Regions from separate parts of the Homo sapiens genome. Here region 1 is linked to region 2. Evidence: chromatin loops called from intact Hi-C (ENCODE). Cell type or tissue: B cell. All regions are shown on one strand. Each heading gives the region's core, and the rest is flanking DNA. Links, peaks and the distances in the headings are about the cores only. Region 1 overlaps EPCAM-DT (EPCAM divergent transcript). Region 2 overlaps LOC105374584 (a long non-coding RNA gene).

Region 1 (8,335 bases), core at 293-8,292, 670 kb before region 2:
ATTTGTTTGTTGAGACAAGGTCTGTCACCCAGCCTGGGGTGCAGTGATGTGATCTCTGCTCACTGCAGCCTTGACTTCCCGGGCTCAAGCCATCCTCCCACCTCAGCCTCCCAAGTAGCTGGGACTACAGGTGCACGACACCATGCCTGGTTAATTTTCATATTTTTTGTAGAGGTGGGGTTTCACCATATTGCCCAGGCTGGCCTCAAACTCCTGGACTCAAGAGATCCCTCTGCCTCAGCCTCCCAAAGTGCTAGGATTACAGGCAGGAGCCACCGTTCCCAGCCCTTGCCTTACATTTAATCTTCACTATTAATACACACATGTTATAAATGAGAGCATCAAAGTATGGAGAGCAGAAGCAACTTGTCCAAGGTCATACGCAACTAGAAAGGAGTGTAACTGATATTTAAACCCTAACAGTCTGGTTCCAGAATCTGTGCTTTTAAAGTCAAGATGAAAAGCATGTCTGGGCCTTGACCCTTGGAACCCACCCCTACCACACAGGCTTTAGCTAGCAGAGGGGCAGCAAAGGAAGACAGCAAGAGGTGGCCTCTGGTCGTAGCTCTTTGTGGTTTGCCAAGGCTTTCTGGTTCACTGACTCAAAAGGGTTTGGGGCTTTACAGACTGGTAAGATCTCCCAAACTGGGTAGTTGTACTTTAATTTTGTTAAGTAAAAACATTTTTAAAAATCTGCTAACATCACTATCATTTCATAAAGTAAATGTAATTTCAATGCAAATAAACCCCAAGAAAGACACAATCTCAGAGTACAGTCCAGGCCTTTAGGTTGAATAAATCTACCTTTGTAAACACCTCCTTTCGTTGTCCTGATTTTCCTCATCTCACCGTGGGCTGGTGAAAACGTCCTCATGTGTAGCACCTGTTTAAGGACTGCCATCCAGGAACCACTGTGGTACTTCATACGATCCCCATAAACCCTCTGCAAGGTAGACAGGGAAAGTCTTGTTTACCCCACTCTACTAACGAAGAAATCGAGGCTCAGAGAAGTCTTGTTTAAGGACACACAGCCTGAAAAATGGCAGGGCCAGGTTACAAACCCATGTTTTCAGACTGCAGGGGTCCAGTGCTCTTTCCTTCTATACCTCAAAGCGTTCACAAAATGCACTCACTGACCACTGGCTTGGTTGCTGTGTGAGGACCTAAATGTTCAGAAAGAGAAGAAGCATTTCCAAGTGCCATTTCCATTGAATGGAGTAGTGCAGCTGGCTGAAAGGTAGCCCCTGGATTCAGGGCGAGATGGGAAGCCCCTCAGGGGCAAGGTCGGAGTACATTTCCTCTTTCATTCCCGGGCTCAGCCCACACAGGGATGAGCATACGGGGCTGGCAACAAGTCCTTGCAGCTTAGAAGTGTGAGTGTGGTTTCTATTTATTTATTTTTAATTAAGAAATTTTTTTTTAGAGACAGGGTCTTGCCATGTAGTCCAGGCTGGTCTCAAACTCCTGGGCTCAAGCTCTCCTCTCACTTCGTCCTCCCAAAGTGCTGGGATTACAGGCGAGAGCCACTGGGCCTGACTGGAGTATGCTTTTTTTGGTTTGTTTTTGAGACGAAGTCTTGCGCTGTCCCCCAGGCTGAAGTTCAGTGGTGTGATCTCAGCTCACTGCAACCTCCACCTCCCGGATTCAAGCGATTCTCCTGCCTCAGCCTCCTGAGCAGCTGGGATTACAGGCATGTGCCACCATGCTCAGCTATTTTTCATTATTTTTAGTAGAGACGAGGTTTCACCATACTGGCCAGGCTGGTCTCGAACTCCTGACCTCAGGTGATCCGCCCACCTCAGCCTCCCAAAATGCTGGGATTACAGGTGTGAGCCACTGAACCTGCCCTGGAGTATGGTTTTAAATGCTAGTTTTTATCTAACAGAATTTTACTGTGGTAAGAAGGGAGGAAGAAAAAAAATCCCAGACTTAATTTGAGAGGATGTTACTGGGAGTTGGGAGAAAAGGATGAAATCCAGAGAAGACTTGATGGAGGCACCCTGGGCAGTGAGGGGAGGAGGGAGGCAGCAAAAGGGGCCTTATCCCTGAAGGAGGACAGCTGGCAGGGAGGCAGGAGCATTGTCTGTGGTGTCCCACTGTCTTAGGATCAAGACCACACCCCTGATATTGCCCCCCAGTGCCTAAGGCCTTGCCCTGCCTACTGCCCTAGTGTCACCTGCACTACTCTTGTTCTGGGTTTCTGAGCTCCAGACACATTTCCTTAAAGATATCCCCATGGGACCCCACCTCGGGGCCTTTTTGTTTTTTTGTTTGTTTGTTGTTTTTTTTTTTTGGCAGGGTCTTGCTCTGTTGTCTAGGCTGGAGTGTAGTGGCACAATCACAGTTCACTGCAGCCTCTACGTCCTGGGCTCAGGCAATCCTCCATCTCAGCCTCCTGAGTGGCTGAGACTACAGGTGCACACTGCTATACCCAGCTATTTTTTTTTTTTTTTTGTAGAGACAGGGTTTTGCCATGTTGCCCAGGCTGGTCTCGAACTCCTGGGCTCAAGCCATCCTCCTGCCTCGGCTTCCCAAAGTGCTGGGATTACAGGTGTGAGCCACTGTGCCGGGCCCACCTCAGAGCCTTTGAGCATGGCATTCCCGCTCCTGGGTTTCCACCAGTACTTACTAATGCCTATTCATCTTTTGGTGACTTCCCTGACTCCTATCTACCAGCTGGAGGCGTAGACAGCCCAGAGCCACATCAGCCCACTTCCAGAAGCAGTGAGCATTTCAATGTCCACAGTGTGCACAGGCCCCAGGGGCAGTGGCTTCACCAGGAGGTGCTCATGAAGCCCACAGTAGCACCAAGGAGCACTCCTTATCTTGTCCTGGATGGAGTCAGCACCCTGAGCCTTCCCTTCAGATCCTTGTTATAGTCTGCAATTACGTATCTGGGTGATTGTTTCATTAATGTCCTTCTCCCAACTAAATAGTCAGCTTCCTTTTTGTTGGCCATGGTATCTGCAGCCTAGCACGGACCCAGAGGCCTGGACGGTGCCCGCTAAGTGTTTGTGGAATGGCTTCCTTCCTTGTTTTGCCAAGGGGTGCCAGAATGTGCCACTGGCATTTGCTTTTCATTTACACTATTCTTGTGGCTAGGGTGGAGTGGGTTGGAGGTCATGGCCATCTCTAGAGAGCTGTTCCAAGACTACTTGAGCTTGTGTTTTCTTCCCAGCCCAAGATTCAGAATCCACTGGCCTTGAGTTCGCCCTGTCCTGGGGACAGTGGGACCTGTCACCTGCTGGCCAAGGTAGGGCTCCAACTTTGTGAAAAGTACATGCGGCAGGTCTGACCCTTAAACAACTCTTCTGACGTGTGGAATGCAGGGCTGGGTGGGAGCAGCCGGCACACCTGTCATTCACTGTTTAGCCACTGAAGGGCAGTGTTGCTCCACAGGAAGGGGCCAGGCAGATGTGCGCCATCACTGTGGCTCCCAGGTCGGAATGAGGATATTTTAGCTAGTCCCTACCAAGCACCACTGGTGTGCTAGTCACTTTGAATATAGTACTCGTGCAATCATGCAAGAGAAAGTTGATGACCCGTAGTGTAGTGTGGTGTAGTGTGGTGTAGTGTAGTGTAGTGTAGTGTAGTGTAGTGTAGTGTAGTGTGTAGTGTAGTGTAGTGTAGTGTGTAGTGTAGTGTAGTGTAGTTTTTGAGACAGGGTCTCACTGTTGTCCAGGCTGGAATATAGTGATCAGGGCTCACTGCAGCCTTGACCTCCGGGGCTCAAGTAATCCTCCCGCCTTAGCCTCCCAAATAACTGGGACTACAGGTGCACACCACTACACTTGGCTAATTTTTGTATTTTTTTTGTAAAGATTGGCGGGGGGGGGGGGGTCTCACTGTGTTGCCTAGGCTGGTCTCGAACTCCAGGGCTCAAGTGATTCTCCTGCCTCAGCCTCCCAAAGTACTGGGATTACAGGTGTGAGCCAGCACACCCAGCTGACCCTTATTTTAAAGATGAAGTAAAGAAAATCGGAGAGATTAAATGATGTTTTCAATGTTTCATGACTAGTAAATGGCTAAGCCAGAAATCAACCTCAGGTCTGCCTAAATCCCAAACCCCGTCAGTGCCTTCACCTGCTCTCCCTTTGTCACGATGGCCAATCTTTTCTAGCATGTCTTCCTAGCAGCCACCTGCCAGGGTAGTGCTGAGTGCACAACCTTGTCTCACTCAGCTGGCTCAATTTAGCCAACTTTTGATTACCGAAATTAATACAGGGGTCACTGACTTGGGTCTAAAATTTTAAAATGGGTTATTAAAATGCTTGCTTTGGCCAGGCGCAGTGGCTCATGCCTATAATCCCAGCACTTTGAGAGGCTGAGGCAAGAGGATCATTTGAGGTCAGGAGCTCGAAACCAGCCAGCCAACATGGTGAAACCTAATCTATACTAAAAATACAAAAATTAGACAGGTGTGGTGACACTCACCTCTAGTCCCAGCTGCTCGGGAGGTTGAGGCAGGAGAATCACTTGAACCCAGGAGGCAGAGGTTGCAGTGAGCCGAGATTATGCCACTGCACTCCAGCCTGGGTGACAGATTGAGACACTGTCTTGAAAAACAAAATAAAATAAAATGCTTGTTTTGATTCTAGAGACTGTTATTCGGTATGCATGGGATAGGGGGAGGAGGGAAAACAGATTTGTCCTTCCATAGTCCTCTCTCTGATCTCATTCTGCAATCTTTCCTCCCCCTTCCCCACCCAGCCCTCACACAGCTGCCAGGCAGCTTTCCAACAGATTTGATCAGATGGCTCTCTCACTACTGTACTGGGCCCCCTGTAGCTTCTGGAAGAAAGTCCCACTCCTTAGCAAGCAGCCCAGGTGCTTCCTAAGCTGCCAGCTACCTTGCCGCCAGACTTCTTCCCCACTGGCTTACGAGGGTGCACTGTCAGCCCCAGCCCCCTGAGCCACAGCATTCAGTATCTAAAGCTGTAATCTCTCCACTGCAGAGTGAGAATGAAGATACTGGCCACCCAGGTGGTTGTAAGGCTAAAACCACCACCTTTAAAGATCGCTTGGCACAGTGCTGGCCACAGTGGGGCTCATCACCACGTTTCTCACCTTCCCTTCCTCAGCCCTTGGAAATGTGCAAGTATAGTACAACCTACAAAGGCAAATCCATGTGGTATAGTGCTCTGCACAGTGCAATCCCTGTGTAAACATTTCTAGACACAGAAATGTCAGCTGGGGCATTATTTTGCTCAGGCTGACACTGAGGAAGACATTTCCTGGATTTTTTTCCTGTGCCCATGGTGAGGTCCAAAGTGACCCAAATACCACCTAAATCCCTGGATGCTAAACTCCTTGAGGGCAGAGACAGAGTTATGAACCTCTGGGTCTCCCCATAGGTCCAACCCAGCACTAGGTCTTCAGTGGCGTCTCTAAGAATGTCAGTTGGTCAATTTGTTATTCAATGGGCACATGACAAGTTGCAGGAGTGCACAGGTGCTTTCAGGGTATCATCATCTCAAACAGAAACAGCATTGTTTCAAAGAGCCTGTAGGAGTCCAGAAGAAATACAGGACTTTCTTCTTCCTTTTGCAAAAGCTGGCAGTTTAAAGCCACAGGGCATTAGATCAAGAATGCCATGAGGCTGACCAGTGAGGGGCTTGACTTTGAGGGCTCTGGGCTGGTTGGGCTGGCCATGCTTACACTTGGAAAGCAGTAGGACCCATTCCCTGGTTTTGAGCATTCAAAGTAGCCTTGGCTTACTCTCTGCTCTGAGTTCTCACTTCAGTCTTCCTATTCTGAGGTTCAAAGAACTGCAAATAGTCCTCAGACAAAGCCTGTGGGGTGTCTCCCCAGATTCCAGGAACTCTCCAAATCAGATAGACCAGGATTATGAAACTCAGCCTCTTCTATGAAGGGTCCCACTGGATCCCATAATAAGTGGGAATTCTACCCTCAGCCCAGACTCTCCGGACTCCAGCCCAATCTCAGTCTTAACCTCAGGGTTCCAGCTTTCCTCCGTCCATTGCCACATCAAACTCACCTGTTCTGGGTTTGCATGTCAGGTACATTTTCTGATCAATATGCATTTGCCTATTCCTATTCTGTGACTAAGGTATTCCTTGGGTATTGATGGGTCTGCCTGCGTGTGTTCTCAAATCTAAAGTCATCAGCTACCCTTTGAACATTGTAAGCATGTTATATACAGGTTATTTTTGCCTTTAGTTATCTCAGTAACATTATATTCCATGTTATATGGCATTTAAACTATCTGGGTGGTCTTGTATATAATACTTTACTTCCTTCAGAACCACAGGAAAAACTAATTGCTATTACTTCTGTGAGAGATGGGGATTCTCAAGGGACTTGCCCGTCAGTTTACAAAGTAGTGATGGGGCTGGGCGTGGTGGCTAATGCCTGTAATCCCAGCACTTTGGGAGGCTGAGGCGGGCGGATCGTTTGAGATCAGGAGTTCCAGATCAGACTGACCAGCATGGGTAAACTCCATCTCTACTAAAAATACAAAAATTAGCTGGGTGTGGTGGCGCATGACTGTAATCCCAGCTACTCAGGAGGCTGAGGCATGAGAATCACCTGAACCCGGAGGCAGAGGTTGCAGTGAGCTGAGATTGCACCACTGTACTCCAGCCTGGGCAACAGAGGGAGACTCTGTCTCAAAAAAAAAAAAAAAAAAAAAAAGGAGCAAAGCCTCTGGCTCTTGTGTCAGCAGTCTCACCAGCCAGGGCTCTGTTTGTGTTCTGTAGTAGCCCCCACAGGGCTACAGGCGAATATATTGCAGTTGCAGCCAGTAAGGATGATGCAACTGAGAAAGGCTGGCGGGCAGGTGGGTGCAGCCGGGGATGGCCAGGGATAGCCAGCCAGGCAGGGAACTCCTGAGCTGAGACTGCTGAAAGATGGATACTTCTGGGCCCCAGAAACAGCTCTTGGCTCCCAAATACCCTCTCAGCTTCCTGAAAACCTCTAAATAGCTAGGCGCAGTGGCTCATGCCTGTAATCCCAGCACTCTGGGAGGCTGAGGCAGGCGGATCACTTGAGACCAGGAGTTCAAGACAAGCCTGGCCAACATGGTGAAACCCCATCTCTACTAAAAATACAAAAATTAGTTGGCCATGGTGGCACGCACCTGTAATCCCAGCTACTCGGGAGTCTGAGGCAGGAGAATCACTTGAACCCAGGAGGCAGAAGTTGCAGTGAGCCGAGATTGTGCCATTGCACTCCAGCCTGGTCGTCAGAGTGAGACTCCGTCTCAAACAAAAAACAAGAAACAAAAAACAAGCCTCTAAATAGGGAATAAATCTTTACAGTTCAAGTTGACAGACCTGGGTGCAAATCCCAGCTGGGCTCCTCACTGGCTGTGTGAACTTGGGCAGGATACCTAACCTCTCTGAAATTTTGTTTAATCATATGTTTTTTAAAAATTTTTAAATTTTTAATTTATTTTTATTTTTGAGACAGTCTCACTCTGCCATCCAGGCTGGAGTGCAGTGGCGCCATCTTGGCTCACTGCAACTGGCACTTCCCGGGTTCAAGTGATTCTCCTGCCTCAGCCTCCCAAGTAGCTGGGATTACAGGCATGTGCCACCGTGTCCAGCTAAATTTTGTATTTTTAGTAGAGATGGGGTTTCATCATGTTGGCCAGGCTGGTCTCCAACTCCTGGCCTCAAGTGACCCGCCTCCCAAAGTGCTGGGATTACAGGTGTGAGCCACTGCGCCCGGCCTTGTTTAATCACATGCTGGATGGTGATTTAAATAGTATCTATAGGTTGTGAGGATTAAATTTAAAAATAACATAATAGGCTGATCACATTTTCTGGCTTATACTACTCAACAAGTCGTTGTTTATTGTAAATATGCTGATGGTAGGGTTATGGTGTTTTTTATGTTTTCTTTTTGCTTCTTTGGGTTTTCAGCAAATTAACATGCCTTGCTTTTGTAGTAAAAACGAAGAAAAGATAATTTTATCTTTTGAGATGGAATCTCTCTCTGTCGCCCAAGCTGGAGTGCCGTGGCCTGATCTCAGCTCACTGCAAACTCCGCCTCCCAGGTTCAAGCCATTCTCCTGCCTCAACCTCACAAGTAGCTGGGATTACAGGTGTGTGTCACCACGCCCGGCTAATTTTTGTATTTTTAGTAGAGATGGGCATGTTGGCCCAGGCTGGTCTCAAACTCCTGACCTCAAGTGATCCACCTGCCTTGGCCTCCTAAAGTGCTGGGATTATAGGCATGAGCCACGGTGCCCAGCAAAAAAAGATGATTTTTAATAATAAAATGTAGGCTGTGTGCGGTGGCTCACATCTGTAATCCCAGCACTTTGGGAGGCCGAGGCGGGTGGATCACCGTGGTCGGGAGTTCGAAACCA
Region 2 (8,335 bases), core at 232-8,231:
AATATCTTTTAAAAGAAACTACAGAAAAACTTTAGGAATTCAGCATAGGAAAGAATGTCTCTGATAAGTCACAAAAGACACAAACCAGAAAGGAAATGGTTAATACATTTTCTCCATTAAAATTTTAAATGTATATTCATCACAATTCATTTTTAAAATAGTGAAAAGACATGCCACAATCTGGGAAAAATTATTTGCAGTTTATGTAACTGGCAAAGGGTTAACATCTAGAATATATGAAGGAAACCAATGAATCAATAAGAAAAAATGAAACACTGCAATAGGAAAGTGGACAAAAGACACAAACTGGCATTCACAGAAAAGAAAACCAAATGGGCAGTGAAGAAGTGGAAAGATGCTCAACCTATCAGTAATAAGCAAAACGAAAATCAAATCTACAATGAAATACCTTTTCCATACCTACCAGACAGGCAAAAATTTAAAAAGTCCAGCAATAACAAATGCTGGAAAGAATGTGGAGCAACCAGAACTCTCAAATCCTATTGGTATGAAAATAAGTTGGTATCATTACAGGAAAACAATTTGGCATTTTCTAGTAAGGAGAAAAATAGGCATACCCTACAATACAGCAATTTTACTCCCAGGTTGGTACCCTAGAGACTCTGTATATGTATATGTAGGTGTATATTATGTATATGTATATCTATGTCTTTACCAAAAGATACGTACAAGAATGTTTTGTGCCATGTGTTCAAAATAACCAACCCAAATATCCATCCCCACCACTAAACAAACTTGTAAATTTGTATATGTTCATCCAATGCAATACCATATGGCAGTAAAAATGAACAATAACTACATGCTTCAATATGGGTGAATCTCACAAATATTGACAAAGGCCAAGAAAAAGAAAAATATACTGTGTTCCTTCACTTAAAGATAAAAACCTGACAGAACTAAAATATTGTTTATGGACACAGTATATTGTTATATTATTCACTATATGTTTAACTAATATATATACTATAACAATATGTTGCATAACATATTGTTATATATGTTAGTGTCTTGGCAAGAAAGAGATAGCACACTGGAAATGGGTGACTAAATAGAATGTATTAGAGGGAACTACAAAATATAAGTTGGGTTAGGGTATACATTCCTAATAAGGCAGTATCACCCTCAAGGGGTGAAATTGCTTCTTAGTGAGCAAAATATAGTATTCTTGTCAAATATAAAACACAAAGATATCTACAGTACATAAATAGATCAACGGTATATGTGTGGTATTAAAATTTCATGGCAGGGAGATGACTGGGGGAAAAAGTCTGAAAAGGGTATTTAGGGGAGTCATGATTTTTAAAAATGATTAAGAAACACTAGGTTTGGGAAACCACCAGGGAATGGTTCAGCACCCTAGGGCTGGCAGAGCAGCCAGGAAGCTTTACCATCACTAGACCTGAAGGAGCTGGGGAGGGCATGGAAAGGGCTGCAGGGTGGAGAAGGCTACCTGCCAGAACCAAGAGTGACCTCGGTAGATGAATGCCACCGATTCATGGTGGGTGCCCCAGCAGAGAGGGAGCAGGGGAGCAGACACCCTGGCCTCATTCTCATCCTCTGCTTTCCTGTCAGTGTTTCACTTTGGCCAAACCCACCAGGAAGCCAAGGATCAAGGGAGCTCCCTGGTGCAGTCCAGATGGGCCAGCCTCATGGGACACACGGCAGTATGGAGAAGCCTGGAGACGGAGCTGAAGGGGCAAATGGAAATTATTCAGCAGATGTATGTGGCAACATTGTAAAGGGTAAAGGAGTCATCAGCAGACATTTCAGCATCATGGTCGCCTCTGAAGGGTGACCTTCACGCTACCTTCGATAGCGGTGGTAATATTCTATGCCTTAAATTGAGTGGTGGGGCCGCAAGTGCTTATTTTATTCTTCTTCAGCAAGACACATATATTATTTACATTTATTTGCAGATAGAATCCATTTCATAGAATATTTTTAGCAAGTTAATATGGTAGTAACTAGGTAGGTGAGGTAAAATGAAAAGAGCATTCACTAGGCCTGGAGACAAAAGGTGGATGGAATCTAGGCTTTACCACTAAGTAGCTCAGATTAAGCAAATAAATAATCTTTGACGAACCCTGTCAGAGGCTGGGGAACCACTGTCCCTAGCCCCACCTGAAATTAAGTACTGTTGTATCAGCAGCCTTTTTGGGGCCTAATCCTCAACTGAAAGTCAAGATATAGTACTCTTCTCACATGGTTGCTATGATTAAATTAAAGTATATACAGTATATGAAATCATGTGCTACACTAACTGGTGCCTACTTACATATTTTTGCCTCTTCTCTATCCTACCTATGTCCTGTTGTGTATTTCTTTGCAAGTTCCTGTGCTCTGGCCAATCCAATCTCCCTGACCCCCGACCCTGTCCCACTTGGTGCTATATCCAGACAGAAGTTCATGCCCCAAGTCCTTCCCCAGCCTGGTCCTCCCACGTGTCCATCAGCCTGGCTCAAGCCCCACCCTTCCAGGGTGCTCAGCACAGTGTCTCTGTAGTCCTTTACAAACTAGATGTTAATAAAAATAGGAGTTAAGGTATCATCACACATGCTCTCACTGAATGCAACTGGGGCCGGGCGCAGTGGCTCACACCTGCAATCCCAACACTTTGGGAGGCCGAAGGTGGGTGGATCACCTGAGGTCAGGAGTTCGAGACTAGCCTGGCCAACATGGTGAAACCTGGTCTCTACTAAAAATACAAAAATTAGCCGGGCATGGTAGTGCATGCTGATAATCCCAGCTACTCGGGAGGCTGAGGCAGGAGAATTGCTTGAACCCGGGAGGCGGAGGTTGCAGTGAGCTGAGATCGCACCACTGCACTCCAGCCTGGGTGACAAGAGCAAAACTCCATCTAAAAAAAAAAAAAAAAAAAAAAAAAGCAATTGGGACTGTTGACCAGTTAACAGACAATGAAACACACCAGCCTTCAACATCTTATTTTAACTTAAAATGTACAAATATGTGCTTCTTGGCCACTGTTTTGATGAAAGACCCAGGCATTTTATTTGAGCATGAGCTTGTCATCATCTTTCTTGCATCATTCCAGTTTCTGTAAGTTGGAGCAAGAACATAGTCAAGTGTTCTTGTCAAGTCTGTGACCTTGAGAAGTGCAAGATCTTGCAACAGACCTGGTACCAGAAGGACTTTGTATTCCTAAGCACAGTGCTAACTGGAGTAGTGTCCTACAAATTTAGCTGAATTGCACAGAGCTTCTTGGATGGGGGCCGGAAGAGGATTGGGACAAGAACAAATAGGAGAAGCTGTAAGATATGGTGAGTGCCAAAGGAAACTCGTCTTAAATGATAACACTGCCTCTGGTGGTCAATCTCTAGATCAATAACTGGGCACAGTTTCACAGGTACCAAAGCCTTCCACCAGGTCTGTCCCTCTCATATTCAGTTGCTGAATCCTCTTTTCGGGTGTGTGTGTAGGGGCTGGGGTTTGGGAGGCTGGGGAGAAGAGGACAAGCATGGTGAGTGGGGCAGGCTTCACTTTCCCTCCTGAACTCAGCTTCCTTGGCATCTCTGTGCCATTCTTTGTCCACTCTTTGCTCCCAGGTCAGAATTCAGTTCTCAGCAATTTACAAAAGTCTTGACTTGGCCCTGGAATGCTGGCAAGCTCCAGCGGAATCAGAGACCTGAGCACAGTTCCCTAGGGCTGTTGAGGCTTCATGTGAGAGGCTTAGCAAATCCCAAGGAGAGAGTCAGTATACACACGTGCATATACATATGTGTGTATGTGTGAACAGGTATGTATGTGTGTGATTCTTCCCCCCACCTAAGCCAGGTGAGTAAAAACTGTAAATTGCAGGGATTAAAGAAATGCCCTTCCAGTTTATGGCCCCAGGAATTTCAAGGTGTGTACACGGAGGCTATAAATTATATTGTTTTTAATAAATATAATCTTATTTCCCCCACATGGACAAGGATCTCCCAGGGTGCAAGGGAGGCCAGGAAAGTCCAGCTTGTCTGGTGGGGATCAGTCCTTCCCATAGTGCAGCCAGCTATGGGGGGCATGCGGGCTGTGTAGGGAAAGACAGCCAGGTGGAGGCACGCTGGCTACAGTGGCTGCGGCAGAGGGTAGGCAGGGGTGGTGACATAGAAACCCAGGCCCCTTTAGCACTGTGTTTCTCATCCTCCTGTCCACCCACAGATCCTGATTTAGGAGAGCTGGAGAATGGCTGTGAAACTGCTGCCTGGCAGGAAAAAGGAAGGGAATTCCTGAAGTGCTCCTGATTAGCGCTCCCAGAGTGTTAGTCATTTATTTCTTGTTAGCATGACTTGGGTTCTTTAAAGATTTGGACTGGATGTGAAGAAGTCCCAAGGGCAATTACAGCCTGGGTTAAAAGCTTGTAGGAGTTAGGACCTTCTAGCACAGGCTCCTGACATTAAAGATGTTCAAACTATTGCCCAGAGAGGTCCACTGACTTGCCCCAGGTCACACAGCTCATTGGATGGCATGCTTCATGTTTTTTTTTTTTTTAAAGACTGAAACATTCAGAAAAGTTTCATTGATTTTTACACTAAATGAAGAGCAAATTTGTAACCGGTTTCTTTGTTGACTAGCTTTGGAACTTTGGGCAGTGATTTTTAAAAACTTATTATTTTTTTGTAGAGGCAGGCTGGTCTCAAACCCCTGGGCTCAAGCAATCCTCCTGCCTTGGCTTCCCAGAGTGCTGGGATTACAGGCGTGAGTCACCGTGCCCAGCCTGTGTAAGTGATTTAACCTCCATTTCCTCCTCTGTAAAATGGAGTAAATAACACCTCCCAAGATCATTGTGAGGATGCATAAGTTAACGTGTATGAGGCATCTATCTCAAGAACTCCAAGGACTCAATAAATGTTAGGTCTCCTTTCCTTCCCTCAGTATTCATTTTCTCCTCCCTGCCCTTTAAAATCACAGTTAACAAAAAATAAGTTCACAGCTGATTTCATAGGCAAGCTCACCTCAGTCCATATTGCAATGCAATGCAAATAGAGATGTCCTAGCCAGTCTGGGTAAGTCAGTGGCATAGTAAAAGGGATTGTGAGCAGGACGCTGAGAACAAGGGATGGGATTGGGTGGGGCGGGGATTGACTGAAGAGAAAAGGTCTCCAAAGGGAAGGTCGGAGGAGACTCTTACCAGTTATTAAAAAGATGTACTACAGAAGGACAGGCCTTGAGAGAGAGAAAGGGAGATGATAGTGACAGGACCAGAAGAGGAACTACTCAGATGCCATGGGTGGGAGTCCGATTAAGCAAGGAGGCCTGGGACGACTGTGGAGCCCACAGATCCCAGGAGCAAAACAAGCAGTCATTCAACTCCAGTCCCCCAAGGCAGACAGGTGAGCATCAAAGTGTGTGGGTTGCCTGGCGATGAAGCCCAAAGAAAGACACCTCCTTCCTCTGCAGCCATATGAGCTAAGGGAAGGATATGCCCGACCTTCTGCAGCTTTGGCAGAGGGGGCCTTGTCAGCTTCATATACCAGCTACCAAAGGAGTGATTCTAAAAACTGTTTTATGTTCATTACACTTCTTATTACAGCTCTTGTGCCAAAGATGCTTGGCAATGGAAAGCAGAGTGCTTGATTTGTGTAATAGATATTTTCACATGCAGCATACAGAAACACAAAAACAAAAGTGTCATAAAATGTTTGATCTGGTCTTTTTGTAGCAGCCATGGAAAACACAAAGGTTTCATTATCATGATGTTCCCCTGTAGGATCTGCAGAACACAACAGAACATGAGGGGAAGAGGGTGTTACTGCTGTGTAAAATTGGACTGAGGGAACACTGGAGCAGAAATGCAGACCTGAGCGCCCAGTGTGGGTGGCTCACCTTTCAAGCCCAATGGAAATCTAGCCTTTTCTTGGAAACTTTCCTAGCGAAATCTTAGAGGCACATGATGACTTTAGGGGTGTCTCTCCAGGCCACATCAGCCCTGAGGGGTAACCCAGTTTGTGCGGAACAATTCAATCACCTTTGGCCGCCTGGGTTCCCAGGTGCTCATTTCCTCGCACAGAAACCCCTCCTTACCATTGGAGGTAAATCTCCTTGTTGGGTTCCACCTGCCACATCCCAGCTACAACCTCAAGACCCAAGAAACCAGGGTTGAAATGCAAGGCACCAAGGCTGCTGCAGCCATCATCCAAACCCTCCACACAGGCCAGGGGCCGCTAGGCACTGGCCCAAGGCAGGGTGTAGCATCCAGACAAGAGGGGAATGGAATTTGCCAGATAATGGATGCCAGTGATTTGAGGAAGGCAACAGCCAAGGGAGAAATGGAAATGCAAACCAGGTACTGTCCAATGCAGCCGTCTACCTGAAAGGGCTCAGGAGAGGGAATCCATCTGGAGGCAAAGCAGTACAGTCAGGTAGAATTCCCTGAGCCTGAGAGCACAGCTCCAGTCTCTTTTTAAGAGGTGGAAGAGGAGGAAAGGTATCATGGCTTGGCTGGATGATCACTGTCCACTCAATGCTTACTGCTGTTATCACTTGCCCTAGAGAAGAGTTCTTGTTCTCTCCCTGCTGCTAATTACAACTCTTAATAGGTTTCCAAAATGCAGCTAATACACCCTCTGCTGAAAAATGTGGGGTGAGTTCCTAGGCATTTGCCAAGAATCTAGAGCTATTAGTGAGTAGCATTGCTACATCTCTTATCAGAGATATTCCTTTCACCTCACCACAATTCCTCATCCCTGGCCAATCCTCTTTGCTGACAAGGTTCCCAGATTGGGGCTGATGGAGTGAATGGAATGTCTTGCCTGGAATCAGGGGTCACAATAAAATAATAGAGCAGGTGAAGGGAGTGGGCTGAGGTCAGTGAGCCAAAGATGATCTAAATGGATGAAGTCAGGGAGATCATGTCAACAAACAGTGGTTTCAAGCTGGCACGCAGGAGGGTGGTCATGGCAGAAATCTGGAACATGGGCTGGAGCTGCGGCCCTGCCCAGTCTTTCTGCAGCAGGAGTCAAGACGGGGCTGCACTGATGGCCTTCCATAACTGGCCCAGCCCTGGGCCTCGGTGTGGGCTTTTCCAGACACCTCAGCTCTCCTATCTGGGCTGCTGAGGGCTTCTTCCCAGAGGTGAAGGCTTGCTCAAGGTCCCTCTTAGTTCAGGGAGTGAAAGCCTGGAGTTTGGGGGCCAACTGTCCGTCCTTCAAGTCCTCCTCACAATTTCTCTCCAAAGGCCTACAAAGTGTCTCATGCAAAACAGATTCTTCAGACCTGACCCCCTGTTCCTCAGTTCCTATGGTATTTTATGTCCCCTGCCCCACCCTAGACTTTTACTACCTTGCACATTTGGCCATTTTCTTAAATTACCAGCTATATTTTTGGTAATTATAGCCCATGTATCTTATCACGCCAATTACCTAGTGAGTGACTTTGGGTTTAAGTATGAGTGCTTAAAATGTTTCTGATCCTTTGCTAAGTGCTGTGTATAGACTATCCCATCTAATCTGCATAACAAATCTATGAGGAGATGTCATAACTTATTACCCTCATTCTTTTGAGAGGAACTAGGGACTAGAAATGTCAACAAACTTGCCCAGAGTTCTGGCTCGCTCTGTGAGTTGAGCAAGTTATAGCCACTGTGCGCCCCAGTCTCTTCATCTGTAAAATGGGGTGAATAACAGTGCCTACTTCATAAGACTGCCAGGAGAACTAGATGAACTAATGCATAAAGTGCTCAGGACAGCGCCGGGCCCATTGGTGTTTGTACCTGGTTTGCATTTCCATTTCTCCCTTGGCTGCTGTCTTCCTCAAATCATTGGCATCCATTATTGGGCAAATTCCATTCCCCACCTTGTCTGGATGCTCCACCCTGCCTTGGGCCAGTGACTGGGGCCAGTGACTGGTCTGTGTGGAGGGTTTGGATGATGGCTGCAGCAGCTTTGGTGCCTGGCATTTCAACCCTGGTTTCTTGGGTCTTGCGGTGGTGGCTGGGGTATGGCAGATAAATAAATGAACATCTAAGAGGCAGAGCTGGATGTAATCCAGGGGGTTTGATTTCAGAGCACAAGTTCCTACCTACTATCTGTGACTTCTTTCCTTGTTGACTGTGTCTTGTTCTGTTTCTTCTGAAAGCTTTGGCAGGGACTTTGATTTTCATTTTACAGATGGAAAACTGAGCTATCATAGACATGATCCAGCCAGGGCCACACACCTGTTTCTCTTCCTGAGAATTCCATGGTGATACTTCCTATATTCATATGGACCAGGCACCATTCTGAGCACTTTACACATATTAACTAACAGATCTCACATGCAGTTTTAGGCACAAAGTGCTGCTATTTATCCAATTTTGCAGATAAGGAAGCTGAAGCAC

Evidence for each region. Peaks named below come from ENCODE experiments on the same cell type or tissue, not always from the same donor. Only the 100,000 strongest peaks of a DNase experiment are listed, where the experiment ranks them.
Region 1: it touches region 2 in a loop (8-fold over the local background); 14 of 110 quality-filtered maps call a loop at or near these places.

What each region holds. Positions count from the first base shown.
Region 1 is chr2:47,318,339-47,326,673 of GRCh38, reverse strand. The region is part of intron 3 of EPCAM-DT (EPCAM divergent transcript); the gene reads left to right. Among named protein-coding and RNA genes, the nearest start is that of BCYRN1, 13 kb to the left of the region's middle. RefSeq lists enhancers at 3,069-3,228, 3,210-3,504 and a silencer at 3,210-3,504. In B cell, for the core only: CTCF peaks have their summits at 3,184 and 3,385; a DNase peak (open chromatin) is centred at 3,383.
Region 2 is chr2:46,652,162-46,660,496 of GRCh38, reverse strand. LOC105374584 (a long non-coding RNA gene) reads right to left here. Exons shown (of 2, transcript XR_940058.3): 2 at 5,508-8,335. Among named protein-coding and RNA genes, the nearest start is that of CRIPT, 39 kb to the right of the region's middle. In B cell, for the core only: a CTCF peak has its summit at 3,338; a DNase peak (open chromatin) is centred at 3,336; H3K27me3 peaks cover 199 bases.